Regions from separate parts of the Homo sapiens genome. Here region 2 is linked to region 1. Evidence: chromatin contacts called from ENCODE Hi-C or POLR2A ChIA-PET data. All regions are on one chromosome and are shown on one strand. Each heading gives the region's core, a stretch centred on a gene start or an enhancer-like site at or near the end of the contact. The rest is flanking DNA. Distances are from core to core; before and after follow the strand shown.

Region 1 (2,735 bases), core at 46-2,545:
CTTGGCAGATGTAGCATATGGGTGGCAGTTTAAGGGCATGGCAGTAGATGTAATTACCTTGACAGGATGTTCAGAAAGAGAAGTCAAGGAAGGATTGACTTCTGAGAGACACCAATATTTAAAGGGCAAGCAAAAGAATGCCTAGCAAAGGACTATCTGTTTCCTTCCTTGAACCTAGGTATGGTTTCAAAATCCCTCACTTGTGACCCAAATTGCTATTTCAAGATGAAGAACATTCCATCTCTCATTCAAGGGGCAAGGAACTAGGTTAAGTAAATGTTATTGAGTCATATGCTGAACAGCTGTGTCCTTCTCCAGCCCTATTTCTCACCACTATTCTGCAAGAAACTTTGGCTTTTGCCAAGTCTCTCCACCCTCCCCAATTACGTACTCTGTTTTCCACCTCCACCTCCACCCCTACACTTCCATTCTGCGGCCTTTGCTTATGCTGATCCTCCTATCTGGACTGTCCTCTCCGTTCTTTATCTACCTGATGTTCATTTGGTCTCCAATGCTTCTTCTAAGATCCATCACTTGCATGCAGTCTTCCTCAGTTATTCCAATCCACACTGACATCCCTGTCCTCTGATGTCTAGGGATTTGTGGCACCCACACTTATATTGCCTTTTTGTTTGTTTGGTTATTCTCAAATTGACCTCTCAGCGAGAGGGTGCTCCTTGATCAAAGGAATTATGGACTGAGAATCTATGGCCTAAACACTGGTGTCTTAGCTCCCAAAATTCATAATGAGTTTATGCAAACTTTTATGCCCCCTCCCCTGAGCACCCCTTCCCCACTCTCTTCTTAGAGACTTCCTGGCTGGAGGAAGAGTCAAGCGTTAGCTTTGGCCTGGGTGGTCTGGCTTTATCTAGATGAGCAGGACAGCTACTAAACACTGAAAGGTCTCCTGTGGCTTGAAAGAGTTAAAATACCTCCTGGAGGGTCCAATTTCCAGAGAGCTAACTCTTTCAAAGCCAAAATTGGCAAAGATAATCTACCCCCAAGCTGGAAAATGTAGTTAAAAAGTCAGTGGAGGATAGGGCAAGGAAAAGATATTGGTAAAGAAAATGCCTTTTCTTTCAAATGGGTTGAGTTGGTAACTTGAAGACACAGACTTAGACAACAGGACTCTTAATCCTGAAAACTTTGGAATGTGATTGCAGAGTCTGGGTATTGGGGACGAAGGTGCTCCTGGGCTAGGGAAGGGCAGGCTGGGGAAGGGCCAGGCAAAGCCATTGTATCTGGTCATTGAGAAGATTGGTGTGTGAGAAATGAGGCCTCTTGGCTGCAGCTGTCCCCTGGGGCCCATTAGGGCATTCACACTGTGTGACGACTGAGAACAGGCAGGTCCCTAAGCCAAGACCCAGGCCCAGGCCCAGGTTCATAGAATTCTGGGTGTTCCCAGAGTTTGATAGAAGCCAAATGTTTTCATTTCTTATGAAAATTCCTTTCAGAACAGCCTGTTTAAGATGAACTCAGTCGGTGCTAGTTCTGCTTTGCATAGGAAAGTCTTTAATGCTAAACAGGATGTTTTCAAGAAAGAAGGGACAATAACAATATTACTAAATAGACCATTTAGAGTCACTTCCATGTGCCAGGCAAAGTGTGAGGGCATTTATGAACATTCCCACTCCCATGGAAGCTGGGTGCCTTTATCTCCATGTTGCAGATTAGCTAACTAGAGTCGAGGAAGGTGAAATAGGCTAGTGGCTAAAAACCTTGGAGCAACATAGATTTGTTTTCAGATCAACATAGATTTGTTTTCAGATCCCAACTCCATCATATCTTTCATTGAAATCTTTCCTGAGGGCCTATTGTGTGTGCATGGATTGGGGATGCACATCACTTAAGAAGACAGACAAGGTCCCTGCCATCACTGAGTGTACATTTTGTCCTGGAGTGGGAAGGGAAGAGAGGAGCGGAACTGATAGAGCAAACATTCAACAAGATAATTTCAAATGGAGATATTATGAGTAAAAACAAAATAATGTGAGCAGGAGGGGAGTGGATAGCCAGATGCAATTTCAGATAGTGATGTATCCTAGGTCACATGGCACTTACGTGCTGGTTAAAAACTACTTAACCTCTCTGGGCCTCCGTTTTTTCATCCATAGAGTGGGTACGTCAGTAGCTCTCACCTCATAGTCACTTCCAGGATTATGTAAACTGTGAAGTTCCTGGCACACAGTAGGTGCTTAATAAGTGCCAGCTCATTGGTATTATCAGGCAAATCACTTCCATTTACAGGCCACCACCCTCCTGTGAACACACTTGTCTTTTATACATTATCTTGTTTGTTTCCAAGTCACTGCTGTAGAGGTTTGGATAGTTGCAGAGCTTTCTCTTGATTATAAACTCATCTGTATTCCCTCTCCCTCTGCCTCCTGGGACCCTGGGTTGACAGGGACCGAACAAAAAGCTTGAGAAAGTGCTGCTGGCTGGGGGTGATGTTCCAAGTGAAGAGAGATGGGGAGAGACAGGGAGGGAGGGAAAGGGAGCATTCAGTGAACACCCACTAATGAGGTAAGTTTATAGGTCCCTTTGTCCTAGATTCTCTCTTTTCTTCCTCCACCCCAACCTGCCACCTGGAATTCTCACTAACTGCTACATCCATTCTGCACGGATTTTTGGTCTCCAGGGAACAGAGCTTTATTAAATATAAGCATGTCACCTAAGAAAAGTGGGGGCATCTATTACTCAGTCCATAGAGGTGAGTCCATCAGGTTACTTCGCCA
Region 2 (2,821 bases), core at 225-2,724, 58 kb before region 1:
GTTTGCTCAGCTGAGAGCAGAGTGTGTTCATCCACATTAACAGAAATGAGATATAGGGAGATGGGTAGAGGCGGAAGTGGGAGTTTGTGGAAATTCTCTCTTCATTTTTCTCGGGAAAGCAGGAAGCAAAGCCAGTAATTGAGAGGGAGAGTGGGGGTAGGGGGTTTAAGAGAACAGAGGACGTATGAGATCCTCAGCTAGGAAAATGAGACAGTGAACTGGCTAGGGAGGCAGAGTGGTTGCCAGGCAGCAGAAGGCACAGCTGAAGATGGTAGTCATAAACTTAATGAGACTAGTCAGTAAGATTATGTGTTTTTCTCCAAACATGTCCAACGCTACAGGCTCAGGTGAGGAAGAGGCAAAGAGGTGGATGTAACTAGGTTTCTCATTTAGCCAAGCAAATATGCCAAAGGAGAGGGACAAGGAAATTAAAAATACACTCAAGAATTACTGAATGGCCGTGGCGTTTTTAAATGAATAATGAATAAAAGGAGGCCATGCAAGAGGTAAGGGATGGTGAAACACTTGTATAGATCAATAAAACAAGATCTTGGTAGGAGTCAAAGTGTTGTTGAACTACTGGTGGTGGCAGGGAATTGGCAGGTAGAAGACGGTAGTGAGAGAATGGGATAGTTGAAATTGGGAAATGGAAGTCAATTACGTTTCTCAAGGTCATACAATGTTATGTTGCAGAGCTGGGAGTCAAACTAAGATCTCTCTAATCAAAGAGCCCACCCCAATATTTAAGCAGTGCACTCAGGACAGAGTGAGAGAGGCCTTAGTTCACAGAGGCACAGTTGGCTTTTGTGGTATCATTCATGCAAATGAGACCTCATGGCTTTCTGTGGCAAATATTTATAGCACCGCATGAGAATGGTAATGTAAAATTTCTTCTCCCTTTCTCCTCCCCCTCCTACTTCTTACAGAAATAGTAACTGGTTCAGATGGGCTGGGCTGGTTCCATGGAGAGCATATGTTTGCTGATGAGGAGAAACAGACAAAGCCAGCTAATGGGAAAACGTGGGGTCCCTTATGAGTTCGGGGTTTAAATATCAGTTTCTGGTGTTTGTGCCTGTGTGGTTTTCTCCATGAAAGTGATCATTATCTTTCTAGCTTGAGATCTCCCCTGGGGGTGCTTGGTGAGGGCACCCACCCTCTTTAGATATTAACCATTCTCTAACAGCAAAACCACGGACAGGTCTTGTGGTGTTATATGTGGGGCAGAGTTAAATACAAAACAGACACTGAGGCACATTGAAATCGTGAAGCCGACGACAGCCCAGGAATGCAGAGATTGAGGCCCAGTCTCCTATGCGACTGCTGACTGTAAGAATGTTAACTCTAAATTTCCTGAATGTTGTCAGATCACAGCAGGGAGTCATGCATCCTCCCTGTAACATTCTCTCTCTCTGTTCTCTTTCACACACACACACACACACACACACACACACACACACACACACACACACATCATAAAGCCTTGAGGAATGTGTTCAGGATTTATGCAAGCTGTGTGCCTGGAGACCACATACTCTGTGAGAAAAATAAAATCTCTAGTCCTGAGAGATGATAATGATCATTTAGATTAGAACCATAAAAAGGAAAGCCATAGGATTTACTCTTACTGTGAATCTTGGATATTTCTGAATTGCCACCTTTCAAATGATGACATAATTTTGTCAGTGCTACTTCTTTCCCCCTGGTTTTCTTGAGTGACTTAAGCAAAGGGCCAACTGTGTGTTTCCAGCATAGAGCCTGGCACATGGAAACTGCTTAAACAAATGCTATTGGATAAACCTAATGGTGGCTTAAGGTCATTACTCAGGGGTGGTTGGTGATCTTAGACTCCCCTACAAGTTCCATCAATCTCCTCTTCAAGTCACTCCAACTGAGTTTTTTTAAAATATGAGTTTGCAATGTAACCATAGCTTCCAAGAGAATTTTCTGGAAAGAAAAAAAAAAACCACCTCCATGTTGCCCCAACCAGATTGTCATCCCGAAGACCCCCATATACAGAATGCTGGAGCTGTCCCCATCTCTCTTATGACCATTCCTTCCTCCCTAGTAGGTAATGATGGCTTGCCTGAGATAATCCACACTGGTGTACAGGAGTGATGGGTCTTACACCTAATAGCTCTATGACATCTTGGAGGCAAGTTTCTGAACCTTAATGGAACCTAGGTTTCCTTATCTGCAGAAAGGAATAAGAATATCAACATCCTATAGTGGTTTTCAAGAATTATTATAACGGATGCATAGTACTCAATGAGAGGTTATAAGCAATATCCCTCATATGAAATATAGGTCCAATGGTAATTCTGGATGAATGTTGCCTCTTTCAAGGAAAATATTTTCATTGTATCAGGGACCTAGTGATTGTAACAGACTCATAGTGATTTCCAGGAGGGAAATCTCTGCTTTAATTGAGGGTGCTAACAACATAGTGATAGTGGGAGTGAAAGTTTTAATGATGGTTTTTAAGTGAAGCTCTTCTTTCACACTATATTGGGACTGATTGTTTCTGGTGGGGTTTCAGTGAGTGGAACTTTCTGTGAGCCTCAGAGTCATAACCAGTGGGGTCTGCACAAAGAGGGGCTTGCCCTTCATTGAGGCTACTGGCTCTGTGCCTTCCTGAGCAATACATGATACCCCCATTGGGAAGGCAGTCCTGTTATGTCCAGGGCACTTCTTGCCAACAGGAGGCCCCTCCACCCTGGGATAAGCAGAGAGAAGAACCTATGCTTTCTTTAGGCATGCACAGCATCCTTATTCCAGAGGTTGTTGCTCAGTGACATACCAGACCAGAACTCCCTGAATCAGG

Evidence for each region. A loop is a pair of places that touch in the nucleus more often than their neighbours do. ChIA-PET counts read pairs that join two places held with the same protein, here RNA polymerase II (POLR2A).
Region 2: a loop to region 1 is called in a map of right cardiac atrium, with 4 times the contacts of the local background. The contact joins two enhancer-like sites. A Hi-C loop is called at or near these places in 1 of 168 maps with a recorded cell type or tissue (right cardiac atrium). POLR2A ChIA-PET finds 5 or more read pairs at or near these places in 3 of 52 experiments (HEK293, WTC11 and activated T-cell).

What each region holds. Positions count from the first base shown.
Region 1 is chr11:110,945,881-110,948,615 of GRCh38, reverse strand. No RefSeq gene overlaps it. Among named protein-coding and RNA genes, the nearest start is that of LINC02550, 150 kb to the left of the region's middle. Within about 2 kb of position 1,295, at least 2 of the 41 ENCODE cell types and tissues checked have a DNase peak (open chromatin) inside an H3K27ac peak, as active enhancers do.
Region 2 is chr11:111,003,789-111,006,609 of GRCh38, reverse strand. The region is part of intron 2 of LOC105369489 (a long non-coding RNA gene); the gene reads left to right. Among named protein-coding and RNA genes, the nearest start is that of LINC02550, 92 kb to the left of the region's middle. Within about 2 kb of position 1,474, at least 3 of the 41 ENCODE cell types and tissues checked have a DNase peak (open chromatin) inside an H3K27ac peak, as active enhancers do.